Linked DNA regions of Homo sapiens: region 2 is linked to region 1. Evidence: chromatin loops called from intact Hi-C (ENCODE). Cell type or tissue: GM12878. All regions are shown on one strand.

Region 1 (8,000 bases):
TAAGATTCTCCTTTTATATGAAATGGTGGCAATAAAGTTTAGTTATTTTATATTCACTTTTCTTTAAGATAGATGTAGCTGAAAAACAACATCGACAACCCTATGTCAGTCTTCTCTCTTTAAAGTATAAAAGTAATTTTATAACCCAGTGATGTCCAAAAGCCTGGGAAAGAGACAAAACTGCTCATTTTAACTCCATGAGATTCCTTGTGTTTAAAAGTAATTTTTTTTTATTTCTCAGCTTCCAAAATTTTATTTGACAGCCTCCATGTTTGCATATAGTATCCTAAAAACAGAAAAATTTCTAGCTTAACTCCCTTGCAAAGTCTTAAATGGCTATAATTTGAAATAGGAATTATGCCATCAAATATGAAGAAAAGAAGTACGGCAACTAAAAATAAACTCTGTCTGAAACTTTACACTTTATGGATCCTACTTTATATGTAATATCAAAAAATCATAATAGTGAGATACGTGAAGTGTATGTTAATTTATGCCTTCTGGTATACATAAGCATAATATTTTTCAGTATGGGGAATATAAATTTTAAAATTATAAAATCTTAAAATGAGGTAAGACCTTTACATCATCTAGCCTAATCCCATGAAGTTCAACCACGATGCCTGTATTTATTTCCCTGACCATATTATTTCTGCTAAACCATACGTAATACTAAAATGTTCACCACCTCACATAGCTTCCTATTGCTGCTATGGAGAGCCTTCACTGTTCTAAAAATCTATCTAAAATTGAATTTGAGTTTTTATCTATTAATGACATTTTGATCTCCAGTTTATCTTTATAGCCATACAGACTGCATAGTTATTTTTCTCAAACATAATAACATTTTAAAGCCTTAAAATATTAATAGGTCTCTCATAAAGGTTAAGGTCTTTTAGAAAACCTAACACCAAAAATTTCAAGCCCCCACCCAGCACAAAGTTAGTTAGTTAGTTACTGAGGTTTTGTATCATAAACCCCAAACTATAGAAGGTGCTCTCTTGAAGTTGTTTAAATTGTCCATTTTGCCTGCAAAACTCAAAACCATAGACTTTCTTGTTCTTAGGCTGTATACTTTTGGGAAGTGATACTGGAACATTTGCCTTGCCTTATACATCACATTCTTGTTCTCTTGTTTCTTTTAACTGATGACAAACCCAGCTGCCTTTAACACATACAACCTCTGCTAACTGCCAGAAAGCAGAGGGTCTCACTCTCAGGATACTTTAAACACATTAGCGTTTGCCTTCAGTATAGATCTCTATTTTCTTCAGCTATCCCTAATGGGTTATCACTCAATTTTGGATACCATAATACCTGAGACAAAAGACATTGTGTTACCTCAGCTAAAGAATTTCTATCAAAAAGGTCTATTTTTAACAGAAGGTCTGCTTTTTTTCTAACCTTATTATTCCTTTATCGCCCTCTTACATAGATGGTATTATTAGGCAAAATTATCCATAGGTCATGGAAAAAAAGAAGGCCTGCTCTTCTTTTGCTTCATTTGTGGAAATGGCTCTTCATTTCTAAACCCAAGATTCTCAGGCTTTATGTTATAGTTACATTTATGTGGCAACTTGGTTATGCTGTGGTGTCCATTTGCTGGTCAACCATTTCGACTATTTAAAGGTAGCAAAAATGGAGGCAGCAACACTCACGGATTGGCAAAGCAAGGAAGCCATTCCTTCCCTAAGACTGAAAGGGCAAGAAAGGAATGCATGGCAGCAGCTCCAGGTGCTAGAGAACATATCAGGGCTTTCCAAAATCCTGTGCAGAAGAGGGGGTGAGCAAGAGAAGAGATACCCTGCCCTCTCTCCCCTTCTATCATCCACTTTCTGCAAGTACTTCCCCCTAGCTAAGTCTAACTGGAAGCCAGAAAGACAGCATCTACATGAACCATTCTCCTGAGGCACAGAGCAGGAAGTGAGGAGCAGGGAATGGAAAAGAATCAGCATGTGACCCTCACTGTAAATTACACCAAAAACATTTGGATGCATCTGTCAAGGTTTATGAAGAATGTCTGTACCTTTAAAGGCTGAATATTGTGTTTCACTCAACATGTCACCTCTCTGGGTCCTCTTCTTCTATGGTTAAAAAAAAAATACTGTAATAGGATTTCTAATTCTCCCTTCTTGCTACACTTAAACTCTGAGAGAAGAAGAAAAAGTAATGAATAAGAAATAAATATTATGCCCCTCACTCCCCACTCTTTGGAAAGTTTAAGTGGATGCCATCAATTTTAATTTTAAATATCCTTCCTCCATTGGACAGATTAATGGAGGAAATAGAGTAGAAACATAATGAGGTGAAGCCCAGATATCTGTGCGAATGTACCCAAATATTAACACTCAGTGAGCTACTATTTGGTATTTTTAATTAAAAAAATAAGTTAATGAAAAGTGAGCGTATACTATATAGAATTGCTGATTAGCTGAATGAGCAGAGCATCCTGGCCTTTCTGTCAAAAGGCACTTATTACTTGGTGTCCCTATTTTAGCCTAGAATGTTCTAAAGAGTGACAGTAAATCATATGTTATGCTGTGATTGCTAGCTCACTATTTTTTACAGGCATATTATTTGGGGTGATAAAAACTAATAGAACAAAGAGAAGCTGATTTCCCACTTACCTAGCAGTTACTAAGCAAAGGATGAATTCCTTTATGTGGAGATTCATCAACCCAGATTCTTTCCATTTTGTGGCTCTGTACCCTTTAGGGTCTATCTGTCATTTGCATCTAGTGAGTACAAAGAAATACAGATCTTTTGGGGTAGGAAGCATACTTTCTTCCTACAAGAGTCGATACAGAAACGGCATGCATTGCTTTCATGCACATTCCATTCTCTGCAATTTAGTCATATGTCCAAACCCAAATGCAAAGAAGACCAAGAAAGTAGGCTGGCTGTGTGCCCCAAAAGAGAAAATTGACTTTTGCTAAATAGCTCTATCACATACATAGGGATTATGAAAATAAACATGTATACATTTAATGATGTCTAAATAACTCCTGATGCTTAAAGTTAATATTATGACAACGTAAAATATTACAGGATAAGTAAGCCTTTCATTTCTATGTATCTTAATGTAAAATATTCATGTTTAATTAGTGTAGACTGAGCACAAATAATGTGTCTTTGCTTTAAATTTTAGGGAAACAAGAGGGGCAAAATATTCTACCATATGTTATTTTCCCATTTAAATTTCTCAAAGGAAAGGTAGGCTATGGTATAATGGTTACAATTATAATAAGAAATAGAAGAGAATATTAAAAAACAATACTTTAATTTCTGCCTGTCTAAATAAAATAGCTGTCTGCTAGTGCTTCTGAAAATCTATATAAAAATTTCCCTATTAATGATGAGACATCTTCAATAGTTTAATTGGAAATAATTAAATTTCCCTAAGAAAAAGGACAGATTGAAATAGCCAAGTGCTGTAACGATCAAATTGGTAACCAATTAATTATTTTTTACATGTGCCCTGCTTCTTGTTTAAGTACCATCAGTAAGTTAACACAAAATTCAGTTAAGTTTTGTTTTTTTCACTCAATCAATTTCTACACAGCTTTTCTAGGTTGGGTATTGTGCTATTTGGTGTTGATAGAGTTATTAACAAGATAATCAAAGACTTACATTCTAGCAGCATTAATGAACTTTTACTATGTGCTCATTCATTGCAAAAAATGATCATACAGAATAAGTATTATTATCTCCATTTTACAATAAGGACATTTAGACTCAGGGAGAGGTTAAGTAATGTGTCTAATGCCTTGTGGTTTGTGAGAGTGGAGTTGAACCAAACCCCAAGTATCTCATCTTATCCCTCTGCTGCATGTAACTAGAACTGAATTCCATATGAAACAAGCTCTTCCTGAAAATTTAAGTCAGTGAGACTTTCTCACTGCTTAGTTTACTTTCTCTAATTTTTAATTGATATTTCCTCTTACAATATTCAAAAATTGGGTTTCATTATATATGTAGTCTCACTTCCAGTTTCTAATAATACTGTGTTTTTCTAACATGGAAGATTTTTTTTTCTAAAGCAATTGCTGACTTTTTGATAATGAGTCAACAGTGCCATCTTCTGTCTCTGTTCTCATCAGCCACTGGAAATAAAGCCTTAAAAGACTGGGTTAATGTAGATCAGGAACAGGAAGCAAGGAATCTGGAGAGTTTACAATCTTGGCAAAATGTACTACATCTTTGAACACTTGCAAAGAGACTAATTGTTTGAAAGGCTCGCAGGGCAGAGACGTGTTAAAAACAGTGCAGTGTGATTAGTTTCCTGAAACCTTTGAGTAGCCCTTCCAACAATGGAACCGAAGAAGGAGGAAGCAGGAGGGAGGAGACAATGACAGAAACAGGTGGCAAGAGGTTGTAATGATTTGGGACGCCGTAATTGATGGAATAAAATAAGCAACTCTCCTGTTTGTTCTACCAATTGTTTACACATTTCCTCCTGTCTTCACCTTTAGAGAAACATGACTGATCTTGGTAAGCACTTTTATCAAGCAAAAAAAAAATAAAAAGGAAAAGATACAAATGAAACAAAATATTAAGCCCTGAATTTTTTCCTTCTCTGCATGTGAAGCATAGTTATCAAAACTGAGGCATGTGAGAAAACTTAGATAAACATGAAAATCTTGCAGGATTGAACATGTAGCTGAGAAAACACTATTTTTTTTTTTTTTTGCAAATCTATCCTATTTTGGAAATGTATTTTTAGTCTCATCATACTTTCCAGCCATCTTGCAAAGTAAAAAAGATGAAAATTAAAAACTCAAAGGGTTTACCAGTACTTAGGTGAGTTCATTTGAGTATCTCCATTTCACAATGCTTATCTTTCATATACCTACGCTGGGTTTAAGCTTTCTGAATAGTAGCCACTTCGAGAAATATTTATGACGTTAATCATATTGCCCAGAATACAATTGTTCTTCTGAGGAATTTGAAGAAATGGTAGGAATCCCAAACAGATTTTCGAAGTTCTCTTAGACAAGGAACTCCAAACAGCAGCAAGGCAAAAGTATGAATGAAAGGTAGTTTTAATGCCTGTCTTTATAAGTGTGGCTTTTGTGAGGCTGCTGTTTTCCATAATTATTTTGCATACTTGAAGACGAAGCATGAACGGCAGCTACGAGTGGGCACAATACAATGTGTAACTGGAAAATTTTCTGTGTACCACCAAGGGAAAACTGCCACTTTACTTTTGCTGAATTATTGGCAATCTACTTCTTTGTGCCCATCTGCTTTTTTCAGCCTTTCATTAAAATAGTATTAGATGAGTTTTCTTACTATAAATTAGTGGTCAGTGCTGGACAAAGGGGATTGGAATTGGAGTTTTCTGAAATTTAACCAAACACCTTAACAAGATGTCTCCAAAAAAGCCAAGTATCTAAGGTTTGATGGGTTACCAGGCTTGCAAAGGATCTTCCATCTGTTTCTGAGGGCTTCACATGACAGTCCCTGACTTATGTTCCCTAACAGCCCACTCTATTTCACACTAGCCAGAGGTATTATACTTTAATTGTATCATATTAAACACACTCTAGAAAACCCAGAATTCCATGTTAATTCGTCAGTCAACACAAGAAACTTAGCTTCCTAAATTGGCATATCTATATTTAAAGATCATCAATGTCAACATTTTACTATTTCTCTAAGCAGGGCAGTTATCATGTAATTTCATAAGCATGAAGTAATAAAATTGATCTGAAAATGCATATACATATTTATTCTCCCTTTTACAAAACTAGAATGCTTTCTACAATTGTTTTTTAATAAAGTCATTTTCAAAATATACACAATGCAAATCATTATGGGGATCTTCCTTCTCTATTGCCTCCCTCTGGTTGTGGATAAAAACTGGTTTCCTGGGCAAGAGCAAAGGCAGAGACCAGGCTGAATCAAAGGAGCTGCAATTGCTATGAATTCTCCAAATCTCCTTACACAGATGCTCAGAAGGATGAGATTCTGCCATTTTGTACCCGAACATTCCTCCCAGCCTGTGATGCTGAAAGATTAAAGACTCCACGAGTACACACAACATGACTGATTGATTACACTGACTTCAGTGCAACTCACTGGGAGAAGCACGAGGCTTGAGCTTTAACCAGAAGCTCTCTCAAGCACATGGCAATCTTTCTATATCCAAGGGAGGCTTTCTTTTTAATTTCATAAACTCACTTTTATTTATGGCACAGACCCCTTCTAGACCCCTCCTCAGGACTTTTTACAAAGGGTGCCCATTAGACCACTTATATCATCTCCTCTAGTTGCTGTTTATTCTATTTGCATTTGTTTTTCTCATTTAACTGTAATCACCTTATGGTAAGGGTGTTGGTGGTGGTACAAGGAGTGGCATTGACACAACTCCAGCCTTAGGTGACACCTGACTTTTACTAACTTAATTTCCCTTGTGGTCTTACTTAATTCATCTTACTCCAGTGGTCAAAAGAATGATAAAATTTCCATAATTCTGCTTGTGTCCAATCTCTCTCTCTTTCTCTTCCTCTATCTCTCCCCCTCTCTCTCCCTCTCTTTCTCTTTCTTTTTTCTCTCCCCTGGGTCCATTTATTTCTCTTTTTAAAATCAGTAATTACCAAAGTACCTCTGAAATTTACTAATTAACTTCATTTCTGATAACTAAGCTTGATAACTTTTCTTCTTTCTATAAAATAAACTTATCCTCTGATACATACAACCCAATTAAATGTTGACTTTCTCAGTTGTAGAGCTATCGATTTCCTAAGATTAAAGTAGTCTTCCTCATTGAAATTTTAGAAAAGTCCAAGGCAATAATATGAGGACAAAGAGGGAGTTGCCATTGTCTGATTAAAGTCAACGGAATAGATAAATGTGTCAAAAAGAACAAGTGGCATAACGGATCATAAGTATAGCAAATCCACAACTTATTATGAATTGTCTGATGTACATAGTTTTGAACTTTTCTTTTAAATCTTTTTTAAATTAAGTCATTTAACTATGTATTTGAAGACAATGTTTCTCCACCTTTAAACTGCCTCAAAATCTTTCTAAGGACACCCACTAGGGACTTCTCTTAATGCATATACTGAGTTTTTTAAAGATGATATCTCTACCAGCAAGCAGACTGATGGCTTGCGTGTGTTAAATACTCTATTAGGTTATGGTGCATACATGCTGCATACATGTAATCCTAACAAAAAGCCTGTGAGGTATTAAAAGGTTTCTTTATGTACAAAGAAAAGATACTCCTGAGTATTATGATCCAGGCAGCGAGGCCAAGCTCTTTTCCAGTGTCTTCCAAAGAGGATGTAGCATGGTTGAAATTCAAGATCAGGTGTGTTCGCCCTGACTACCGTGTTCCCTCACATGAATAAAAATGATCTGTAGGGAGATACTAATTCTCCTTTTCAATAACCTTTTTCTTTAAACCATTTTTCTTTTTCAATAAACATAACTAACATAAGAGTGCTCGTAATCTTTCCTCAGAAATCGAGTTTATATTTTCCATTTATCCCTGCATTAACTAAGGTTTTAAAGGTAATGAATTCAGAATTTATTTGAATAACATAGTTTCAATAGAAGCACTAACAGCAGAAGCCCAGGGGCTTACAGACAACATAACCAGGTTGAACATTTCTCCTATCTTTTCTTCCGATTTATCACAAAATATTTACATATAATTAGTTTGTTGTATGTACATTTAATTATTGTGTCATGTGTTTTTACAGGTAATTTATTTATCTATGCATTAGTTTGCTCGGGCTTCCATGACAAAATATTGCAGACTGGGTGGCTTAACCAACAGGAATTTATAATTCTAGAGGCTGGAAGTCTGAGATGAAGGTGTTGGAAGGGCTGGTTTCTGCTGAGTCCCTCTCCTTGGTTTGCGGATGACTGTGCCGTTGCTGCCTCTTCTCATGGTTTTTCCTCTGTGCACACACACTTCTGATGTCTCTGTGTGTGTCCAAATCTCTTCTTGGGAGAACACCAGTCAGTTTGGTTTAGGGCCCTCCCTA
Region 2 (8,000 bases), 350 kb after region 1:
GAATGCAGAGAGCAGAGACACAGCTGCACTGTCTCAGCACGCTCCGCAACCTTCAGGAAGAAAGATTCCAATCACAGCATATTATTTAAAAGTATTCTAACATAATATTTAGACATATCACATGCAAGCTTTTTCCCCCTTTAAACTATTCTCTAAATTTGGCCAAACAAAGTATTTGACACAAAAATCCTGGCAAAGTGCAGGGGTCCCTGCAGGACTGTGTGGCAAACCCTCTGACATTCTTTTGCCTTGGCAGATAAGTCAAAACAAGGACAATCTAAAAAGAGGCCATTCCCTCCCCCAATTAGCAATTCAAGGGTTAGAACTGAAATAGTGCAAAGGAAACAGACACGTACATACTCAAACACGCCCTACCCCGGCAACTCTCATAGCTGACAATGGCTGGATTTCATAACAAGCAATGATTTAATGATAACTTTGCTATTTTTTAAAAAATCAAGTAGAATACTCAAGCACGGATATTTCCCTTCAATATAAGACAAAAAGCAGCAGTCTGGCATGGCTTCTCTTAAGTCCCAAGTGTTACAGAGGCCTCTTCAATCTCCAACCAACCCCGGTGTCTACAGGGGCATAGTATAAAGGATTGATGGGCCAGTCCCTGATGCTGTCATCAACCTGAGGCCATAACTAATATCCACCATCAATCTTCTTCATCATCTATTTTCAGTTTGCCTTGACCAGTATTTTGGCAGCTCGAGGCTTTTCTGGTTGGATAACCCAGACCTTCATCCTTGAGAAACCTTAGTTTTTATTTGTCTCATCTTGGTTGGGCCAAGGTTGCTCAATTTCTCATTTATAGTTGTCAATGAACATGGAGGCATCCAAAGATAACCCAGTGAATTTCCAAATTCCAGAGCTACTCCTACCAGATACCATGATGCAACATCAGTCCTCATGCAATAATCAGACTCAATTATCCTACCAATATAGAACACCCCCTTTTTGCCTACTGATCCTCTGATTTGGGGATTCAAGAGTGACCAGGGGTAGAGTAGCTTCATTCACTGGAACTCTTACTGTGTCCTCCCATAGGTGTGTTATACCCATGAGAAACCAGACATTTTATTCTGGAAGATCCTAAGGCTGTGAAGATGAATATTCTCCCAAAGTGTATCACTGGAAGTGATAGTGAAAAAGGCCAATCCCACTTCCATCCCTTGGTTCCCAGACCCCAGTTTTCTAGCCATGAGCAAAACAAAAGCAGCATATATTGGCCATTTTTCTCTGAAATCAGAACCTAAGACAAAAGCTCATATTCCATGCCCAAAATGTTTTCATCAACACAAACTGAAACTGTACCCGTTAAACCATAACTCTCATTACCCCTCTCCGAAGCCCTTCGTAGACTATTCTACTTCCTAGCTCTGTGAATTTGACTTCTAGGTGCTTCATAGAAGTATAATCACACATTTTTTTCTGACTTCTATTCAACATAATATTAGAAGTTCTAAAAAAGGAAATAAAATTGGAAATGAAGAATTAAATTTATCTCTGTTCACAGATGATAGGATTATATATTTAGAAAACCCTGAAAAATCCACACAAAAAACTGTTGAGTAGTGATAATTACATAATAATGTGAGTGTACTTAATGCCACTGAATTGTACACTTAAAAATGGTTAGAATAGTAGATTTTACATGATGTCTATTTTACCACTACTTAAAAAGAAAACCAAACTGGTTTTGGTTTTTCTTAAGAATTGAGAAAAATGCCAGCCCAGTAGTCATTAGCCAGCGTCAGAGGTTGTATGTAAAGAGCACACGTGGCCTAGCAGCTCTGTTTGAGGATGTAACACCTGATAAACTAATGGCTACGTGAGTGCAGGCAAGGGACGGAACGTTTTAACTCCAAGAGTCAGGAAATCCATCATGAAGGTATCATATGCTTGAGACCTTGAGGACAGAAGGGATTTCCACAGTGGAAGGAGATTACTCCAGGCTTTCCAACTGCAGATGCAAAGACATTGTCTCTTCCACCTTGAGAATACTGAAATCTTCTTTATTTGATTATCTTTTGGACCTACTCTGAATAGCTGCTAAGGTAATTTTCATTCTTTTTTTTTTTTTTTTTTTTTTTTGAGACAGAGTCTCGCTCTGTCGCCCAGGCTGGAGTGCAGTCACTGCAACATAAGCCTCCCGGATTCACACCATTCTCCTGCCTCAGTCTCCTGAGTAGCTGGGACTACAGGCACCCGCCACCATGCCCGGCTGATTCTTTGTATTTTTTAGTAGAGACGGGGTTTCACCGTGTTAGCCAGGATGGTCTCGATCTTCTGACCTCGTGATCCCCCCGCCTTGGCCTCCCAAAGGGCTGGGATTACAGGCGTGAGCCATCGCGCCCGGCTGGTAATTTTCATTCTTATAATTGCTGACTAGTTGAGAAGAAGAGGTCCCAAACTACAGAGAAGAAAGGAAGAAAGATGTGTCCAGTGAAATCCAGGGTCCCCCCGCTCCCATTCAAGGCCATCTGAAAGTATCTCCCCCTGCTTTTCAAGTTCATCGAATATGTTTAAGAAACCTGGAATTTCCAAGTCCATCAGCCTATTGAAACAAAACAGCTATAACTATAAAATTTAGATCCTTTTAAGATTTTCAATCCTTAGAATTAAAGATATTTATTACAAAATATAGTTGTATTAAATCATATATGTCAAAATATTACAAACGTGTATTTCATATTAGATAACTATCAACAACACAAAATTTCCTATCATTTTTCCTAGTGCTCCATTTTTTCAGACCTTTTCTTAATCTATTTTCTTGTCTGAGACCAAATACAAATGAATCAAAAGCCATTTCAGTGTTACATATTGGGTTTCCACGCATCCCTGTAGCATCTTTATCAGTAGCCTTGCGCAGAGTACACACTTTTGTACCTCCTTCTTATTAGCAACTTCATTTTTTCATAGTACAGAAAAGAATTCATATAACCCCATCAGGTTCCTTACATGGACCCAAGTTAAAACGCATCATCTCAATGTCAGTCTCTTGGCTGTCTGCAGGGTAATATGGTGAATTGCTGCCTGTGCTGTAATTTTGTCAGCTCTTTAGTAAATTACAGTCAAGGATAAAGAGGACAGAGCTGCCTACTGACAAACAACATTCTTTATTCTCCTTTTTCTACAATGTACTGAATAATACCTTAGAGCGTAAGTCATCATATACCCTATATAACAAATGTATAATTACAACACATGAAGCCCAAAAAATGAGCTTCAAAGAATATCACGTTTTTTTTTAAACAGGAAGTGGAAAGATGTTTCAGAAGAGTGAGCACAGGTTTTAGACTCTGAAATCTTTTAGCAGCATGATGCTTTTGAACATCTGATCTAGGTTTTGATTCTGCTAGCTACATGTATATTTTAGCCTTTGGTCTTGCATTAAAACACCAGTTGCAAATAATGTTAGAAAAATGGGGAATAGAGGAAGGAATATTTTTATTTACTTTATTTTTAAAATTCTGCATATATAAAGAACGTTGCTTGTGGCATCCCTGACTCTTTGCAACAACCTTATAAAGTCGTCATTATTAGCCTCATGTTACAGCAGAAGCTGTGAGTTGCTGCCAAAGTTGCTTACTATCAACCTCTGAAGAGATGAAACAGAGAGTCATACAAGATCTGTTTAAATCCAACAGCCTTTGACACTTTAAACTTCAGAACACATTGGATTTACACGTGTAAAATTGCCTTAGAGTTTGTAATTTCATGAAAGCAAAAATTCAACTTTTCCTTAAGAACAAATTTAGCATGTATGCCTTGAAACTGGCTTATTAAATAATATGAAAATGTTCATTGTGGCTATTTGGCCTCCTAATGCTTAGTTTTATTTAGCAAACATCAAAACAAAATATGTATTAATCCAAAGCAAATATATTTTATTTAATTGGATTATTAATAGTTCACTAACATCATACTGTAGGTATTTTTCTTTTCTATAAATGTTTTATATTCCAGTCTATTCAAAACCTTACGAACCAAATCCTTTAAAGGACGTAAGTCACACATATTTTCAAACCAACAAAATAGTAAAATTCAGGGAACATTAGATGGAATAGGGAAGATGAAATAAAGAAGCAACTAAGAGATTTACAAGAATGGAGTTCTTCTGCCACCTTGTGGTTGTTCTGTGTTATAACCTAGAGCTACATTAAAATATTCAGGGAATTCTTCAGCCAGAGTCTCTTTAGCCAGGTGTGGCGCGTGGCTGAGCTCTGGTCAATGGAATGTGGCCTTGGTCTTTATTGACTGTGGTTATCGTGTTTCCATTTTTTTCTTCCTGAATATCATAGCTAATTTTGGTATTGGCGACGACCGCTTTCTTAAACTTTCTCTTCTGCTGGGTTTAGATTTTTCTCTCCTTGTTTTTCTCCTATGAAACAAATAAGCATTACTAGATTTCATCAAAGATCATCACTTCATCACATCAAAGATTTCACTTCACTCTAGCCAAACTGGCCTCCCTGATTCTCCTGCAACACCTCACACATGGTCCCCTTAGGGTCTTCTACAACTTAACATCCCTGGCTGCAACACTTTCCTCTGATACCATATGGGACCTACTCCACCTCTTTCAAGTCTTTGTTCAAATGTTTGTTTTTCAATGACCACCATATTTAGAAATGCAACTTCTGCTAACAAACTCCTTATTATTTTTATCTTACTTTATTTTTTACTGCAGTTATTCTAACATACTACATAATTTTAATACTTATTGTGTTTATTGTCTTTTTTACCATAGAATATAAAATCCATGAGGGCAAGGGAGTTTGTTTACTTCACTGCTGTGTGCTCTGAAACAAACAAACAAAAAAAACTGCCTGGCACATTGTAGGCGCTCAAAAAATATTTGTCCAATTACCGAATGAAAGAATTATAACTCCTTCTGTTGGCTAAAGCAACCTACGGGACAGTGTTTAGCCTCACAAGTATTCAGACACACAAATTAACACAAAGTATCATTTTTTTCTACAATATTAATTAGTCAATTTATGTGACCTTTAAATATAATTTCTAAAGCAAGCGAGAATTCAGTGGATTACATACCCACATGTTTTTGTTAAATTATTTGTAGTTATTTTTAAGTCAGTTTGCATAGTCATTAAAATTTTATAACCTTTGACCCAGTAATCCCAATTTAGGACATGTATTGCAATGAAAAAAATCCAAAACAAAGAAACATGTAGGTTCCATGTGGCCATTTACTGCAGTATTGTTAATAATGATAATAAGCTGAAAGAAACTACATGTTTAATAATAAAAATAATAAATTAAATTAGGTTAACTCTATGCAGTGAACTATTTTGCAACCATTATAATCATAAGGACTGTCCTAGAACCTGAAAAATCATTTATGGAACATGCTATATTACAGTGAAATTTTAAACTATGTAATTACACAGTTTTTACATGTATATAGGAAAAGATTACAAGGAATGTGCAAAACTTAGAATTCTTACACATGGGCAATAAATTAAATCTTACTGTTGCCTTCATTTCCCAAATGTTCCAATTTATCACCAGAGTTTTTGCAACTCTTTAGTATTTGAAAGGAAAAATAATTGTCTTATTCTCAAGTGCTTAACCTTCACCTGAAGTGAATTTGTTCTAAGTTCCAAAAAGCGATTATTACTTGCTTTCATTGTATTCATCAAGAACAATTTACATCTCTGTGGAAATAGCTTTAGTTAGAGTCATTAGTTAGATTTAGTTAAAGTCTTTAGTTAGATTTACTTACATGAAATGAGACATTTATCCAATAAATTCAGGCTGAATTTAACATTAATTCAAGAATTAAAGTGCTCTTCGTTTTTAAATGTGTCTGTTCCACCTAACTACCTGCATGGGTTTAGCTTATAATTGGTTCTATGGATATGACTAGGTCCATCATCCTGTCACATTTGAATAAATAGGACTGTCTATAACCGTCTCTGTTTTACACACATCTGTGCCCATCAGTTCATAGCACATTCCCCAAAAATTAATGGGAAACAGCCAGGAGAACAGGGGGTTAGACAAAGGAACTCAAGGCTTGAAGTGACCTCCTCAAAAACTGGCTTCCCCCGCCCTTGATAGCTGAACTGACCTTCAGCCCTAACCAGATCTTGTTTCCTATCATCTTGCTTCATCTCTCCTTCCCTACCAGCTCTCACTCAGGCCAGCCTTTAGCTTATGTCTGATGTGGCCTGACTTACTGTTGAGACAGGTTTTTTTCCCAGGTGCCTTGCTTAGCAAAGATTTTGGTTGTGTGGATTTTGCTGTGTTTGGATTTTGGCTATGCCCTAGTCCTACTGTTGTAGGATTTTCTCCTTAGTTCACCTAAAAGCCAGGTCCTTGTCACACAGCCATGAAATATTAGGCTCACAGACACTTTAAAGGGTGAGAAAAATGGAATTTATGGGGCAAAAAGGAAAAAATGGGAAACGGACTCAGCAGAGAGAGAGTCCTGCTATACATGCTTCCCTCCTCACAGATTGAATCCCGGTTTCCACCCGGGAAGAGGAGGGGTCAGCCTCCTCCCCACTGCAAACGGTGCAAACTTCTGTGGCTCCACCCCAGTGCTCACTCTTCCCAGTGTGCAGGCTGCCTGAAGCTTCTCTGTGGACCCCTTTCCACTTGGCTGTCTCACTACCCTTACTGATCACTATGAGAGGTAGCGCCCTCCCTTGCATTGTCTCCCGTGTGCGTAACTCTCTGCCACCTGCCACTCCCAAACTGACAGTGTAGGGATTAACTTTTTGGGTCATACTATTAACTCCTCAGTGTGAAATGAAGTCAGACCAACCATTCATTGATTCTCTTCCTTGTAAAGCTAAAGATTCACACGATAAAAACAAACAAAAACAAAAGACAAAGAACCTAAACTCTCTGTATGGGCCCTCTAAAGACCCTCCCTAGTGGGAACATTTCACTCCTCACCCCACTGTCAGGTTTGCCGCATGGCTTACTTTGGATTAAAAAAGGTGAGCAAACTTTATATTCTACATCCAACAGAAGCTTTCGGAGCCATCACATCACCCTTCCATTGCTTTGTATTCCCTCTGCCAAAGACTAACAATATCCTAAATAAGGGCTGCTTCTTCCACTGAAGTCCAGAAATGAATCAGAGCAACTGTCCTGCAATGAAATTTAAAAAGAAAACAAAAAACAAAAAAAAACAGAAAACCAAAACCAAAACCAAACCAAACAAACAAAAAAACTGTGTTATTATAGATTACTAAAATTTTTGGAGTCATATGTTACCACACATAACTCAGCCAACACTGCCTAATAAATCATATTTCTCCCTAACAACACTTAAGGAGACAGCATGTTATAGTGGGCTCACTGGCTACCTGTGTAACCTTGGACAAGTTACCTAATCTCACTGCACCATCTGTAGCATTGAGATAATACCTACTTCGTCAGGCTGTTGTAATACATAAATGAGTATATAATAAATGCTTAATAAATGTTAGCTGCTGCATATTACAGTTATTCTTCAACAGCATTGATTTTATCCTAATCCTGTGTATTCAGTATCCAGCAGAGTGTCCAAATCCTATAGTACTCCATCTAGGTAAATTTTCCAAATGTCTTTAATTGACTATTTCCTTTTGGTTAGTCTCCTCATATGGCCCCTTTCATCGGCTTCCTTTTGCCATCAGTTTTTTCTCTTTTCCCTTTAAACTAGCAAAGACTTTATAACATATATTTAAACAGGATCCAAATACCTTTGATATGGTTTGGCTGTGTCCCCATCCAAATCTTATCTTGAATTGTAACTTCCATAATCCCCACATGCCAAGGGAGGGACCCAGTGGGAGGTAATTTAATCATGGTCGTGGATTTTTCCCGTGCTGTTCTCCTGATAGTGAATACATCTCACGAGATCCGATGGTTTTATAAAAGGCAGTTCCCCTGCACACGCTCTGTTGCCTGCCACCATGTAAGATGTGCCTTTGCTCCTCCTTCGCTTTCCGCCATGATCGTGAGGCATT

Evidence for each region. A loop is a pair of places that touch in the nucleus more often than their neighbours do. Peaks named below come from ENCODE experiments on the same cell type or tissue, not always from the same donor. Only the 100,000 strongest peaks of a DNase experiment are listed, where the experiment ranks them.
Region 2: a loop joins it to region 1, with 6 times the contacts of the local background. A loop is called at or near these places in 4 of 110 quality-filtered maps.

What each region holds. Positions count from the first base shown.
Region 1 is chr21:25,035,869-25,043,868 of GRCh38, forward strand. All of the region lies in intron 3 of LINC01692 (long intergenic non-protein coding RNA 1692), which reads left to right. Among named protein-coding and RNA genes, the nearest start is that of LINC01692, 200 kb to the left of the region's middle. In GM12878, a CTCF peak has its summit at 4,081 (motif pointing left); a DNase peak (open chromatin) is centred at 4,093; H3K4me3 peaks cover 482 bases; H3K27ac peaks cover 227 bases.
Region 2 is chr21:25,381,946-25,389,945 of GRCh38, forward strand. It overlaps LINC00158 (long intergenic non-protein coding RNA 158), which reads right to left. Exons shown (of 5, transcript NR_024027.2): 5 at 3,875-4,393. Among named protein-coding and RNA genes, the nearest start is that of LINC00158, 46 kb to the right of the region's middle. In GM12878, a CTCF peak has its summit at 4,138 (motif pointing left); a DNase peak (open chromatin) is centred at 4,136; H3K27ac peaks cover 720 bases.